Linked DNA regions of Homo sapiens: region 1 is linked to region 2. The links are chromatin loops, found by intact Hi-C in ENCODE. Cell type or tissue: natural killer cell. All regions are shown on one strand. Links, peaks and the distances in the headings refer to the core of each region. The heading gives the core; the rest is flanking DNA.

The links. A loop is a pair of places that touch in the nucleus more often than their neighbours do. Peaks named below come from ENCODE experiments on the same cell type or tissue, not always from the same donor. Only the 100,000 strongest peaks of a DNase experiment are listed, where the experiment ranks them.
Region 1: it touches region 2 in a loop (5-fold over the local background); 6 of 110 quality-filtered maps call a loop at or near these places.

What each region holds. Positions count from the first base shown.
Region 1 is chr4:120,046,952-120,055,297 of GRCh38, forward strand. No RefSeq gene overlaps it. Among named protein-coding and RNA genes, the nearest start is that of MAD2L1, 16 kb to the right of the region's middle. RefSeq lists an enhancer at 2,748-3,127. In natural killer cell, for the core only: CTCF peaks have their summits at 3,142 (motif pointing left) and 3,343; a DNase peak (open chromatin) is centred at 3,110.
Region 2 is chr4:119,037,147-119,045,492 of GRCh38, forward strand. The region is part of intron 4 of SYNPO2 (synaptopodin 2); the gene reads left to right. Among named protein-coding and RNA genes, the nearest start is that of SYNPO2-AS1, 57 kb to the left of the region's middle. In natural killer cell, for the core only: CTCF peaks have their summits at 5,005 (motif pointing right) and 5,212; a DNase peak (open chromatin) is centred at 5,005.

The sequences.
Region 1 (8,346 bases), core at 124-8,123, 1.0 Mb after region 2:
TGCTCTATGCAGGGTTCCCACAAAGCTTTGATTTGTGAAAAATGCAGTATCTGTGTGTGTGATAAAACGCACAACAAAACAAGGTATGCCTGTATTAGTTTATGTTTTGGGGCACACAGTGTATACAAATATGATTTTAAGACATCAACCAAAAGGAGTAGGGACGAACCTGTAAGGGAGCACAGAGGTGGATGTTATTGAGGTGAAGCTGGTAAAAATTCCAATTAGATTGGCATAACTTTAGGATGTCAGATGTAATCCCCATGGTAGCCACAAAGAAAAATCGCTATAAAATATGTAAAAATGGAAATGAGAAAGAAATGTAAACGTTTTAATATAAAATATCAAGTGAACACAAAAGAAGACAGTAATGCAGAAAATTATTGACAAAAAACTACAAACCATATAGAAAACAAGTAGCAAACTGTTAGAAGTCCCTTTGTTGTTAGTAATTACTTTAAATGTAAATGCATTAAACACTCCAATTAAAGGATTGGCCAAATGGATTAAAAACCATAATCCAAATATATGTTACGTGCAGGAGGCTCACTTTATTTTTTTTTAATTTTGAAATTTTTTATGAGATATGGGATCTCACTATGTTGCCCAGGCTGGACTCGAACTCCTGGGCTCAAATGGTCCTCCTGCTTCAGCCTCCCGGGTTGCTATCACTACAGGCATATACTACTGCGCCTGACATTGAGATTCACTTTAGATCCAAAGGCACAAATAGATGGAATGTGAAAGAATGAAAAAAAGATGTTCCATGCAAACAGTAACCAGAAGCGAGAAGAGATGGCTATACAAATATTTTTTTAAAAAAGCTTTAAATCAGAAAAGACAAGAACAAGAGACAAAGGAGGAGACAAAGAAGGACATTGCACACTTAGAGGGTTCAACCCAGCAGAAGTTATAACAAGTATAAACATGCATGCATCTAAAAACAGTCAATTAAAATACATAAAGCAAAAACTGAAAATTGCATGGATAAATAATCAGTTCTACAATAATAGTTGGAGATTTTAATATCCCACTGTCAATAATGAATAGGACAACCAGACAAAAAATAGGTAGGAAATAGTGAACTTAAACAACACATGAATCAGCTATATCTATCAGACAAAATTATGATTACAAAAAGAAGCATGGTGGTTACCAGGGGCTGGAGGGAGGGGAGAATGAGGGGTTATTGTTTAATGGTAATAGCATTTCCATTTTACAAGATGAAAAAGGTTATGGAGATGGATGGTGGTGATGGTTGCCCAACATTATGAATGTATTTAATACTACTGATTGTACACTTAAAATAATATGATGGCAAATTTATGTTATGTAAAAAACAATTTAAAAAACTAGAAAAAAATGAGAAAAAAGCCAATAAAAATTATTCTTGTTATTTATTTTAATTTGATAGATGAGCTCTTAATAGAATAACAGTGACAGAGTCTGTGTCTCAGTCAGCTCAAGCCACCATAACCAAATCCCATAGACTGGGTTACTTAAACAACAAAAGTTTATTTCTCACAGAAAAAAATTATTTCTCACAGGAGGTTTAAAGTCCAAGATCAAGGTGCTGGCATTTTCAGTTTCTGGTAGGGGCTCTCTTTCTGGCTTGTAGACAGCCACTTTTTAACTATATTTTTACATGGCAGGGAGAGAGAGAGGTGAGGGCGTCAATATATGAATTTAGGGGGACACAATTCAGTCCATAGCAGTCTCTCATTTATTTCTTTAAACTGAATTTTCACCCTAAAAATCACATAGAAGAGATAGTACAAGGTGATGCTATGCCAGTAATACCAACATTTAAGCACATCACAAAGACAAAACTACACTATTTCCTCTTTCTCTCTTTCTCTCTCTTTCTCCCTCTCTCTCTTTCTCCCTCTTTCTTTTCTATTTTCTTAATTCTATTTTTTCTCTTAAAATTTTTAATCGATGATAAAATGTCTGTATAGAAAAGGAGGTTGTATACTGTTAAGAGCATGAGCTCTGGAATCAAACTACTACCTGGTTTTGAACCCCTGATCATTACTCACTACCTATGTGACACTGGGAAAACCAGTTATACTATTAAAGCCTCCATGTCCTCATCTGCAAGACAGAGATGATGATAAGTTACCTCATAGGGTTGTTATGAATTTTAAATAATACCATAGAAAACTTTCTATGGTACCCAACATAGCAATCTCTCAGCTAATGTCAATTATGCTTATGGGAAGACTTTACATTTCAAAATAGCAAGCAATATTACAGATATTCTTCCATGACCAAAGGGAAGGCAGAGAGAAAAGGTAGTAAAGTCAATCGAGCAACTACAGGTGGCCAAGCTCTTTGCCAGGTAGTTCATGTACATCATTTGCATTTCCTCGAAGTAGCCTTATGAGATAAGAATTTTCATTTTTACAGATGGAGAAACTGAGGCTCCATCAGTTAAGTAACCAAGAGCCACATACCGAACAATTCAGAGAGTCCAGTGTGTCTGATTCCAAAGTCACATGGTGTTTCCACAACGAAACATTGTTTCCTCCCAGATGTGTGTTGGCTCGGGGGGCAGGACTATATTTTAAAGCACATCGCATTTAGGCAGGCTCCTAAATTATTTAGCTGGCATGTACATGCGAATATCGTCATCATCCTTCAGCGTTTGTATTCGGTGCTCATACTCCACTCAATCTCTCCTCCCCAAAATGGCTGGTTCTGGAACCCCTAAGCACTTGGCAGCATGTTACCAACTCTCAGACAGGAAGTTTTCATTCTCTTCCACAGTTGATAGTCGATGCCTGAGACTTTAAGGAGCCACACCGCGGGCTTGAGAGACGCTGGGAGTCGCAGTCAGGACTGCGAAAGAACTCAAGTGATGATTCACCTCCTGAGGTCTACTTGCTCACATCTCTATGGCAGATACCGGGCTGCGAATTGTGGCTCCCTTTTGACTAAACCTTTTCACTCCCTGCTTAGCCTGGTCTCTATCCTGGGTCACTGCCACTGTGAGTAGTTTCGCTTCTAATTCTGGCCATCTGGACCTCTACTTCCCAGTTCCTGATTTTTGCCTCCACAAAGTGAAGGATGCCCAGGCCCTGAGAGCAAGCACGTACTCCACTGCCCTTTGCTGCCCTCTGCTGACCATAACTGGAAATGATGGTTACTCTTTCAGGCCCTGTCTCAAGGCAGGTACTACAGTGAGAAGAACGAAGCCTGGAACACAAAATTTTGAGGGTGAGCCCCCAAACTAACTAAATTAGATAAATAATATTTTAATGCAATAGTTTTAAAAGTCAAAATAACTGTAAAAAATACATGATGAACAAAATATGTAAATGTACCCTAAATCATACTCCTAGCTTCTGTGTACACAAGCCATGGCATCTGTCTTTTTATTAAAGGGAAAGTCCTAGTATCACAGTAGAAAACCATGCTACCAGTATTGATCACCTTTTTTCCATCATTCACATAGATTTTTAAAACTCACAAAATTTAGAAGAAATAAACAGCAAAAATGAGAACGTCCAAGTGGAGCAGATATACTAGGTGACTCCTGAAGAAAGTAGGTAATTAAGAGAACAGAAGAAAAATTGATCTTTCAACAAATATTAACATCTTCATAGTTAAGAAGCAAATGAATGGGTGGCTAGAATCAAGCACAGTAAAAAATGTTTATGTTTTATGTTTAATTTCTTGGATATTAAAGATATAGGCTAAATGAATAATTTCATAAGAAGGCTTGAAGATTGAGTTTATGGACTCCTTTTCTATCTTGTCACTTGGAACATTCATCGTTCAGTATTAATGAACTAGATTACATTTTCTCCCCTTAATAGGTAGACTCATGCTATTTGATCAATCAATAAGGGGTAATTCAATAATCAGGATAATGAAAATGCTATTTCAATTTGTAGAGTCAACAAATCAACGAAACTGGAAGACAATAATAACTATAAAAGAGAATCTAACTAGTATTAAAATTGATAATGGAAAAAACACAAAAGTCTGAATGTTAAGGTAGCAGAGAGATGTGGCCAGCAATGTCAGACACAAATTCTTGTACCTTCTATAGCAAGGAATCAACATACTAAAATTGATGTAACAAAATATAGAGCTTGAACATATTCTTTAAAATTATAAAGATAACCACCAGAAGAAAATAATATGACTAGAAAAACTCAGGAGTAGATGGATAAAGAAATACGAACTAAGTTTCTCATCTTTCAATAGATGTGACCTAAAGTTGAAAAACAACAACAAAAAAAATAGTAATATTAACATATGCTTAAAGGTATGGTGATAACCACTAACAGAACAAAACATGTTTGAAAATAAGGAGCTAGATTAGACGTGGGGAGTGGGGGAATGAAGACAGGTGGATAATTTACTCTTCACTTGGTACCATTCTGTACTGTTTGATTTTATTAACTTATGAGCATATTAATTTTACACTATAAAAGTTAAAAAAATGAAAACAAAACTTTCTGCAGCTGCAGCTCTTGGCACTATTTCTTTCCCCAGCTGCAGTCACTCTCCTCATACTCATGGTTAGGTCCAATTGAGACAGGAAGAAATTAAAGGGCAACAGAAAAAGTACCTGCCCTGAAGTTCAGGGTTTCTGGGGTCTTCTTTCAATTTACTGTGTTCTGTCTTTACAGGGGCCTAATTCTTTGGAATACTAACTTTTGACTATTTCAGTCCATCAGATCTAGAATCTCCTTAAAGCTTTGCTAAACTTTGACATCATTCTCTTATTTCTTGAGAAGAGTAAGCTTGACTCCCTGGCTCTTTCTGTGATCCTTGAGTTTTAACTTCTTTTTTTTTTTTTTTTAATTTTGACTATGGTTAACTATTGGTCAGCTGGGACCAACCTGACCTGCCCAGGTAGGAATGAAAAGCATATGGAATAGTGGTGACAATTACTATTATCTGAATAAATACAATATGATATATTATTAAGTTAAAATAGTGCTAAGGGAGTAGAGTGATGGTCACTACTCCATTCCTCATGTTTCCACAAAGGAGAGACTTCACGCTCCTAGAGAGAACGCACCTGAAGATATTTGGGAATAGAGGTTTAATCTAGACTAATCACAGTCTTGCACTGAAGTGCTAAAAGCATGAAATGCAAGACATGAAGAAATCAAAACATCTAAATTTTCTAAGAAGGAATAATGTCTCAAATGTCATTCACTGAGAAAGTAGGTAATATACATGGGGAGTTTGCCAGAAGCATTGCCACTACACCTACCACCACCACCACCACACACACACATACACACACACACACTAAACATGTGGAAGCATAATTGTTGATGGGCAGTTTCTGCTCAGTGTATATAGATTTACAGCCTGTGAACTCTTGACACTGGCACCGCTGGCTGGCCCTCCCTGGAACAGAAACCCAGCTGTTTTCAGGTCCTTCTGTCTACAACACAGGTACCATTAAGTTATCTGCCATGCTCTTTGGGTGGCGACAACCGTGTCAAAAAAGATTACACCATTCACTTAATTTGGGGACCATAATTTTGCTTGTAATAACTTACATAGTGGAGCCACAGTTTCTTTTGTGATTAGTTACCCCTTGGAGAGCTGAATTACTTAGAAATTTGAATTAATTTTGAAAAGACTGAAGAAGCTGTAACCATTCCTATGAAAGACGGCCCAGGTTATAGCTGAACTTATAGGAACCCAGAGATCAGTGTAAGACCCTCTGGCTGAGAATGAGCCAATTGTATAGAATTGGGAATGAAGGAATTTGACCTTAATTTCTATGGGCTTTTCATTTGCAAGGGAATTTAGTCTGGAGGGTTAAAAAATGAGAAGAGTTTCATATTGTTCAACTTTAGAATATTTTTATGTTGTTGATCTGGTCTTGGCATTCATGAATACATTCATGAATGTATACATGAATATAAAATGAATACATTCATTAATTCTGGACAACATGACTGAGCATAATCAGTAATAGGAAATAGAATGGGGAATACATTTTCTGCTTAGGGTGCTGCATGCAGTTCTGTCTGACTCATGTTGCTAGAGACTTTTGTTGGCAAAAAGCGAAATGCCCATTGGCAGCTCTGGAGGGAATTAGTGTGGAAAGAAGGAGGGTTTAGGAAAGTGAGAACATGACGGCCCTGTGAGCAAGCAACTTCCCTGCTGAGAGGAACAGCCCACCCTGGCTTACTTCCAAGTTGCTTAAGTCCAGTGGGTTATGACATTGTTTCCCAGCCTTCCTTCATATGTGGCCTTCGTGTCTGCATATCGCTCACACTAATACTGATATAATATTTTTCCTTAAATATTGTGTATACTTTTAAAATCTTTCGCTCAATTTTTTACTCATGATAAACAATGTTACATATTTTTCTGATTACAACATATATATTACTAAAACTTTTTAAAAAAATGCCTGTCATCATGCTACCTAAAATCAACTTACATAATGCCAGTGGAACACACACTGTAATATACCAAGAGATGAAAAAGCTGGCAAATAGCAGGAGGGATGCTTGTTACTCCACTCTTAGGGTTTCTGTTCCAATCCTGATGACAGAAAACAGCACTGGAGTAACGTTCTGGGGCCCTCTCTCCACTTTTTCTCTCAGCCCATCCCAAGCAGCAAAGAAGAAATTTTTCCATGGCTTGTAGCAGCTCGAGTACAGTGCTTTCTAATTTTGCCCTTGGCAATTCAGCATGCAAGGCTTCCTCCTAGGTTGGAGTTGGGCTGGAGAAGGAAGAATGAAGTTGTCTGGCCCTTCCACCTGTGACTACACAGGCTGCTTGGTTCACTTAAGAAGGAGTAGCAAACCCTATTTCTGACTTAAGTGTAAGGCTCATTCTCCAATCCAGCTTTACTATAGAGTGCTGTAATTTGGGTAATAATACATATAATAAATTTCAATCTTCTTCTGTTTCCTGCATCTATGTCTCAAGTTGGTTAAAACTCACAAAGTAGAAGGATCAGGATTACATGTTAAACACAAATTCCAACACACCTTTGGTTACAAAAACAAGTGAAAGAATTAGAGAAGAAATGTTGCTGGAAAGAAAATGAATGCTCCTGTTTTAAAGCAAAATGCCCTGTGTGAACATTTAATGGCAGTATTATGAAAAGTTAATGCAATATTCAAATATTTTGACTACAAGTTCTTACTTCCTCAATTTGGAGTGAGATTCACACGGTATTCTAGTCTTTTTGTAGCTAAGTCTGGAGCAGGAGAACCCTCCTCTGTCCCCTAGACTCTGAGAGGAAACAAGATATAATAAAAGGATTTGGTTCCTATTGGTTTGGGAATTGGGCCAGCACATGGATTCTGGATGTTTGCAGTTGGGCAAATTACTTAACCTTCCTGAATCTTAGTTCTTAAATCTATAAAGTGGGGATATCAATTCTCACAGGGTTGTTGCAAGGATTGAGATAATGCATGTAATGAATGAATTTGAAGACTGATCCCTTCCCTGCCCACAAACTGAGCTAAAGATGTTCTATAAAGGATTCAGACTCCCCAGTGTTTCTTCATGGTTTTGCTTTATGGGTCTCCTCTGGGGCGATGGAGGCATCAGCGGAGTTGTAGAATTTCCATTTTGGATGCAGTCCTTCTCTCCCCACCCTCTTCTCCCTCACAGCCCTAAATTGAGGTTTGGGGGCTGTTCCTTGCTCCAGAGGACTCCTCATTTGGAACTCAGACTTAATTTCCTTTATCTCATGGCTCTCCCCATGTCCCATCATCAGTTTCTAAGACCACAGCTTGTGGCCCAAGTCTTCCATTTCCCCACTAACCCCAACCTCCATTCATTTAGGAGTCAGCTGAACAGATGTAAAGCACTTCAGTGGTGCCTGGCATACAGTAGATGATCAATACCCATGAATTTCCTTTCCTAGACTTGGAGGCTGTAAGCTTTACAGCCTGTTTTTAAAGAGCTGTACTGACTCTTATGAGTGTGAACACAGTGATCCAATAACTGCATGTTAGATATGAAATATTTTGCACATCACAGACCCAATCTTTAAAACCACTAGCATCTGTACTTGGTCAGTGAGACTGCCATTTCAGAAAGAAATTCATATCCATGTCTAGGCATCCACTAGATATGTCCATATCTAGAAAGTTTTTTAAAGTGTTTGGACTCTTTCCCTTGCAAGGAAATGGACTATGGGTGGTCCAGCTTATATTTGGGATGCCTTTTTCCACACAGATAAAATTCCAAGAAAATAAGATTTTGATCTCATGTAAGTTCCTTTGTGCAAACAAGCTTGCATAGCAAAATGGTGCAGATAAATGTAGATGAAATGGGCTTTGTACAAGTAAATGTAACTATATTATGTTTCTCTGGTATAAAAATAGATCACATGGTGGA
Region 2 (8,346 bases), core at 257-8,256:
CATAAGGACCTACTTCCCAGCCTACCTTTCTTCCTCTACCTGATAATGATAATACTCAAAATAACAACATTCAAAGGAAACACAAAGAAATCCTGCTTTCACATCTCCTATTTCTTGGGCTCCTTAATAACTACTGATGGTTTGTTCATGAAAAAAAATTTTTAAATCAAAAGATTGTACTTGGCCCTGAGTTGAAAAAATTTCAAAAATCAAAAGTTTGTACTTGGCCCTGAGTTGAAAAAAAAAATTCACATTCTAAGAATAAACAGAAAAATGTTCTTCTTGGAAGTAAATAACAAAAGCCATAGTGTTTTCATTTGTCTTTTCTTCAGGATACACGGTAGAAGTCAGAGAATCTTTGATACTTTTATTTGGTGCAATAATCAAGGCCATGCAACAACCCAAAATCAAGCATTTTGGTTCAAGTCAGGATGACATGAGTGGGGACAGAAGCTGTGGCAGTCATTCAAATAATCTCATGGGTCCTGAGGAAAAGACAGGAGTTAATGTATTAAGTTTCTACTATATGCAGGAACTGTGTTAAATATTTTACATAAGTTTTGATAATAGCTAACATTAGCTGAGCACAAAATTTGGGCCCTGATTTGTGCTGAGTATCTTTCACAGATTACTGCTTTTAATCAGCAGTCCTTGTGAGCTAGGTATGATCATTATCCCCATTTTATAGATTACAGATGAGATTCTGAGGCACAAAGAGGCTAAGTAACTTGCCAAAGATCATACGATGTTAAGTAATGGCCCCTGGATTCAGTCTGCAGCCTGAATTCTTAACCAATTATACTGTGATTTCATTATTCTTCAGAATTACACTAAAAAGAAGGTATTATTCCCATTTTACAGATGAGGTATCTAAGCTCAGAGAAGCTAAACAACTTGTGCAACAATCACTAAGCTTATAAGCAGTGGATTAGGGTTAGATTTAGATATTTGTCTGGCATCCAAACCTGTGCTCTCCCTACAGTACCACATGGTTTCCACAGTCTCATCAGACCCCGGAATTTCACTCCCTGAGACTGCTTAATTGTGAATTTCCCAAACTGATTCACCAAGAGCCTACTGTCTCTGCTTTGTAGATAGCTTTGACCACATTCAATGACATTAGGAAAGACTCCATTTCCCAAGATGGCTCAGAAAATCAGATGCTATGACGCATGTTGAAAGTGAAAACCCATCTCTGAGAAAGAAGCATCTGTTTTATTAGTAAAAAAAAAAAATGAAATTTACAGCAATGTTGTGTGACTTCTCAAAATTCTTTCATTTTCTTATTTCAGAATGAATAGTGTTGTTCGTTGGCTGGGAATGGGGAAGAATGTGATTTTTAAAAATAAAGCATAATCAAACTCTGCATAAAAGGAAGTGCTCCCTTTGGCTTTCTGCCATTTTAACTAAATGTAACTCAGGGAACTTTCTTATTAAGTAGTGAATCAGCACCTAGCATGGCTTGCTACTAAACCAATAATAACTTAAGGCATTTCAACAAGAATAATTCTAAACAGAATAACGCTGAGGGAGTCACAAGTTTTCAGTATTTCAGACTACACTCTGAAAAAGAGTTACCCCTGGAATCTTAGAGTGTCACGGTGCCAATCCCAGTCAGGACAGCAGTCAAGTGCATGAGGCAGCAAACCCTTCCCACCTCAAAGATTCCTCAGTGGAAGATTTCTCAACAATTATTTCTGTCAAAGGCTTCCCAGCAAGGACACTTTTAAACCTTACATTTTTTCCAGTGGTTTTTTTTTTTTCCTTTTATATATCATTGTTATTTTGAAAACATCTCCTGAGGAACTAGTGTGATAGATTCTAAACATGGGTTTGGAACAGTCCCATCACCAACTTCAAAAAAAGAAGATGTGAGCTTCTAGGTTAATTGTAAAAACTCATTACATTTGCAGAGCTTTATTGACTTAATTTAAAATCATAGAACCACTAATAAGGTAACAATTATGGGGGCTTAAGATGTGCTAGGTACCACTCTAAGCACTTTTTTGGTCACCACAAAATGATGAAAGTATGATGTAGGTACTATTATCATCCCACTTTAAGATGAGAAAATTGAGGTAAAGAAAACTTAAGGAACTTGTGTAACATGGTAGGGCTAAGCCTCGGGACCCAACAGTCAAACTCTATGGCCATCATCTAATCACAAGGCTATACTACCTCCCCTGATTGCAAGAAGACTCAGGTCACAGGTAAAAGGAACTGCTCATCAGAAGTGATGAGTTTTACATGTCTCAGAGATAACTCCAAAGTTACACTAAACCTTCTAAATCAAAATAAGAAATAGTGCAACATCTTAGAGTTTGGTAGCTCCAAGCAATAGACATTTTTAAACAGGGTGCATGGGGAAAAGCTGTAGTTTTTATCTCCATCAGCCTATTTGCTTATTACAACTCAATAATGGCGAAGGGAAGCTCAACATTTTGCTGGTTTCTGTTGAACAAATTCCCACAGTGCACTAGACCACACGCCTCAAACACCTACCGCTTCCAGCCAACCAGCATCACATATTACCAGAGTTATGGTAATTTATACCTGGCAAATAAAGGAAGAACAGAATAGTGATGAGAGAAACCCTCAAATTTCAGTAACAATAATGCAGAGAATAAGGTTCCTTCCAATTTTTAAATTAAAAAGAAGACAAGACTTTTTTTTAATTTAGGAAAAGCAAAAGGTAATCATGTCTTAAATGAACTTCACATACTATTAGATGAGATAAGGTGTGTAAACCTTGAGCCCACAAGAAGTACATTGGTAGTGATTAAGAGTGTGGGCTCTAGGGCCGCGCTGCCTGCCTCTGAGTCCCAGGCCTGCCTCCTGCTGGTTGGGAGACTTTAAACAAAGGATTCAGTCGCCCTGTGCTTCAATACCTCAGCTGTGAAACGAAGACAATAATAGGTGTACCTCACAAGTTGTTATGAAGATTAAATGAAACAATATGCATTTTGTATATAAAACACTGCCTGGCACAGAGAAAGTATTCAACACATGTTAGCTATTATTATTCTTCTAAGGGGCACTCAATAAACAATAGCTACTATTTTAAAAACTTCCAATGAGGAAAACACAATTAAACAAGTTCTTTTGTGTTCTCTGTTAATATGAATCCCAGTTTGAGACCCACAACTAAAATAGGAAAAGTAGAAGGAGTGTCGCTATAAATTTCACATTGACACAAGAAATCTATTCCCAGGAGTCGTTGAGAGATCTTTGTTTCTTCTCTTTTTTCTTCTTACTGAAGTTTATATGTTTACATTCCTCTGTATTCAGCCTGTTTGTCCATTTTTTCCTGCTTTGTGTTCATCTATTGTGCCAGCATTCTTTTCGTGGTATACAAAGATGAGATCAGATTCAAAAAGACTGGTTCAATATTTTTATAAAATAACATCAGCTTTGAGCCTCTACTATAAAGACACTGTTTTCAGTTCAAAGTACCAATGTTAAATAGAATGAATGTAGTGGACTTAGTAATATGAAGAGAGCTCTTCTGGGGAAATGTTTGTAAACCAAACATATTCTCTAAACAGGATAGTTGGTATCCTGAGTAACCTGGTAGCATAGTTGAAGCTTAAATAGGCCTATTACACTGAAAGTGGAGCAGTTGGCAACCCTATCCCTGAGACTACCCCACTTCAGACCTGCAACAGTTGGGCTGACCTAGGAGGGCGCAGCTCACAGCTGTCCTTATCCCTCCTTTCCACACTGTCCTAGGACAAAGGGTCAGCAACCTGGCCTTTTTAGAGTAATTGATCCCCTTGCCTGAGAGGCATGATCACTTTCCAAAAACAGAAAGAGTGAAACCTCGGCCTGAACAGAGCAAACTCCCAGCTCAGGGCAAGTGATGAAAAACAATTCTAAGAAGCTGAGCCACTGACATAGGGAGGAACTTAATATTCCAGCTGCCTTTCAAACCCAGGGAATTTTTGTGGGTTTTCTGGTACTTCTAGAATCCTTCTGAGTCAGAAGCAGAAGTCAAGACTCATCTTGAAGATAAAAAATCAAAACAAGCTGAGATTCTGAAAATGTTATCTGAATCCAGAATAGCTTTTGTTTCAAATGCAATTGAATTGATTTAGTCTTGCTTTCCTTTTGTGCCATTTAATTACATTTAAAAATAAAGCAAAACTAGGCCTCTTACTGTACTAAAAACCCCTTTGTTCTTTTTTCACCTAGCATATCTAACACTGATAAAGAAATGTTCACAAAACCATTTTCTAGAGCTAAGAATCTCTAAGGAATTGGTTGAACTAATATAATGTACTAATTTAAGGTTTCATTGCAATCCTTCCACAATTAGATCTTTGGTTTGGAGTTTTTTTTTTAATTCACACTCAGAGTCTGTTGGTTGTGGTTGGATTACTTATTACTGTTTAACAAATGGTGCAGATCATAATTCTTCACGTAAGTCCAATATGGGCTAGATTTTGAATTCTGCATTATGAAATACTCACTGAAATGTCACAACTCATTGTGGGTGGTATTACTGAAATAAACAGCAACACTAAATATATTACTTAGAACTTTTAATTTTAATTTTACATTGAATGAACTAATATGATTTCCTTTATATACAGCACTTTAGTATGAGCAAACTATTCCCTTCGTAGTGTAACATATAGCTTTCCACTTTTTGTTCCTAGTGTAAAATTAAGATTTCCCCACCTTAGAGATAGCCCCACCTTAGAGATTCTGATTTACTAGGTTTGGGTGGGACCTAGGAATTTGTTTTTGTAACATACAACCCAGGTGATTCTGATGCTAATGGGCTGTGAACTACACTTTGAATAACACTTTTCTAACATGCAAACCACTTAAATCAACTTTATTCTTTAAAACCCATAAATAGTTTTCCTGTTTATCCAGTCAGGGACAGCCAGACTTGTAAACTGCACCTGCTTCCACAGTCTTAGTGCCCCGTCTAAAAGGAACAGGCAGGCGCTGAAGCACTCATCTTGCCGATTTTATTTCAAACGTCCAGGAGATGGCAGCAAACTCTCCTTCCCTCTCAGTGCTTCACAGGCAGCCATTCTAAAGCTCGTTGCATTACAATTTGCTTTGAATATTCTTTTTTTAAAAAAGACAAAAGACTAAAGGGGGCCTTGAGACGTGATTTTTATCTGACCCCCTGCTTCTAATCAAGAATGAGTATAAATATTTCTAGGGATAGAATAGAATGATACAATTTTATTATCTAGAAAAGAGATTGAATTTCCTTGGCTATTTTTTCTTATCTCTGGGGAAAAAGATTGTATGACTTCCCTTGGCTGTTGGGCCCTAGACTCTGTTATCTCCAAATCCAAAATATTCTTACTAATAACTAGCTTAAATCTATCTGGCAGTAATCTAAACATTCTTATTTTGGGATCTAGGCTAATGGAAAATTTTGAAGCACTTTGAATGCTTATTAGCTTTTTAAAATGAAAATAAATACGATTATAAAATTTTCAAAAGAAAAAGGAAGTTCATGCACTTTATGCATCATAGGGAAAGAGCCCAATATTTTTGTTTAACTTTAACATTAATCTTGGCAAATAGAGTAGTATGTCAACAAAATGCAAAATCAGTCAGAGGCTGCTTATATGTTACAAGAGTGTACGGAACAAAGAAACAGGCAGACCCACTTGGTGACGGCTTTGATCCTAACAAGCACATTGTTTTCAAAACTTTGAGGCACTAAAGTTTATTTCTAAAACAGAAAAGATGGTGACGTGTTGGAAGTTCTGTGATGTGAAATATATGTTTGTACATTTACCAGTGGGAGGAGAAAAGACTAATGGGAGAGCTGGATATTATAAATGATGGGTTAATGCTGGAGCCTAGGTCACTGCACAGGTTTGATGCCATGTGGTCAATGAATGACTGATCTGTTCATTGTATTTTGTTTGTTTGGTTGGTTGTTTTTTTTCTTTTGTTTTTGTTTTGTTTTGTTTTGTTTTTAGACAGAGTCTCGCTCTGTCGCCCAGGCTAGAGTGCAGTGGCACCATCTCGGCTTACTGCCATGTTTTTTTTTGTTTTGTTTTTTGTTTTTGTTTTGGATAATTGCTTAAGAATTTAGACACACATACTACTAAAGGATCTCTCTTTTCCTCTCTTTCTCTCAAATGTGTATTGATGAGGGCCTATCCATTTTAGTCTCCCCAGAAGTTACTTTTTATCTTAGGCTAAGATTACATATCCATAGCAGTTAAGAGGGCTGATGTAGTATTTTAGCTAATTCATAATATTTTTGTAAATTCATCAATGCATTTGCATGAATTAATACTAAAAGTGAAAAAATTGTTTAACAATTGTAATAGTCAATAAATACCTAACATCAAATCAAAATGAAGGCAAACTTTGGGATGGGGAGAAGTCAGGAGAATACTAAAGAATGAGATCCTTTTAATAAATGTGTGGTCTACATGGCAAAATTTGCTGTAGTATTAACATACAATGTTATCTCAAGACAATTATACATTGCAGCTTCATGAATGCATTAAGAAAGCTATGCCGGCCAGGCGCAGTGGCTCACGCCTGTAATCCCAGCACTTTGGGAAGCTGAGGTGGGTGGATCACTTGAGGTCAGGAGTTTAAGACCAGCCTGGTCGACATGGTGAAACCCCACCTCTATTAAAAACACAAAAATTAGCTGGGCGTGGTGGCACATGCCTGTAATCCCAGGTACCCGGCAGGGTGAGGCAGGAGAATTACTTGAACCTGGGGAGCAGAGGTTGCAGTGAGCCCATATCGTACTGCTGCAGTCCAGCCTGGGTGACAGAGACAGACTCCGTCTCAAAAAAAAAAAAAAAAAAAAAAAAAAAGCTATGCAAATAAAAACCAGCTGTAATAGCAGCTATAGCCATGGGCAAAATTAAGTATTTGATCTCTAATTTCGTATGTCTGATAAGTAGACACACATTCCAATAACTCCCGAGACATCCTTTCAGTGATTAATGACAGACTACAACTATATCTGGAATTAGTGTTTTCAATGGAAGTAAATGCTGCTTATTCTGAAGAAATGTAACTGGGATACTTCTGATAAAAGATGTTTCCTAAGTTTCCCATTTGTATTTGAAAAGCACATGATCGTGACCATCATTGTATACTTCTCTTTAACCCATGTTTCTCCTCCAGCAAAACAATCACACATTTGAAAATCCCACATAGTTTATGGCATCTCCATGTCTCTAAAATGAAATGACATACATGAAATTATTGTGTAAATTCCCTCAAACAGGAAAGATATCATTAAATAAAACTTATCACTTGGACCAGAGATGTGATAAAGGAATTGAGCATAATTTTTTTCTATTCTGTGCTTAAGAAAACAAGCTGTTGATGCCTTTCCTGATGAAGAGCTGGATTTATGATTCCTAATTTTATTTTTATTTATTTTATTTTTGAGATGGAGTCTCACTCTGTCGCCCAGGCTGGAGTGCAGTGGCGTGATCTCAGCTCACTGCAACCTCCACCTCCCAAGTTCAAGTGATTAAGATTCCTAATTTTAAACCTCACTCTGGGGTCATGTTTTTGACCAGGAAAACATAAATATGATAGGGAGTAAATCTTACATTTCTCAAAGAACAGTAGGTTAAACAATTTCCCCAGGGCCCAGGATATTAATCAAAGGTTCCATTTAATAAGCTTAGAAACATAGTGGACAGAAAAGCAGTTACAAAGGCCAACTCAGTCATTTTCCTCATCCTGTATTCTCCACATCTTTGTGAAATTATGTTGTCACACACTGTATAGTTGCTGTGTCTTCGTCATTGCCATTAACTCGCTTTGAATTGTCAGAGATTTTTAATGTAATTAGAAGTCGTGACAGAGGATGCTTCTAAACACATCAGTGGGAAGTTTTGGGAATGTTATTGTGCAGAGGCCAAATCAAGTTTGTTACATGGTATGCACACATTTCTTAAGAATCCTTGTTGTTAACATCATAACTGATAAGATTTTTCTCTAAAAAAGCAAAAGGCATTTTAATTGGGAAATAATTTTGCTTAAGGGCTATTAGCTCCACTTCAAATAGCAGTCACATAATTATAACTGAATACAATACAAAACATGTTAGTTTTCTGTACTGATAATCATTACTCTCATAATAAATTAAGTGCTTACCATGTGCCAGGTACCAACATTTTTCTCTACAAAAACTTCCCACATGCTGGATGCAGTGGCTCACTGGAAGCAACTTGAGAGCCTGAGGTGAGAGGATGTCTTGAGCCCGGGAGGTTAAGGCTGCAATGAGCTATGATAACACCACTGCTCTCTAGCCGGGGTGATAGAGCAAGACCCTGTCTCAAAAAAACAAAAACCCAAAAAACTCCCACAAGGTCAAAAGAT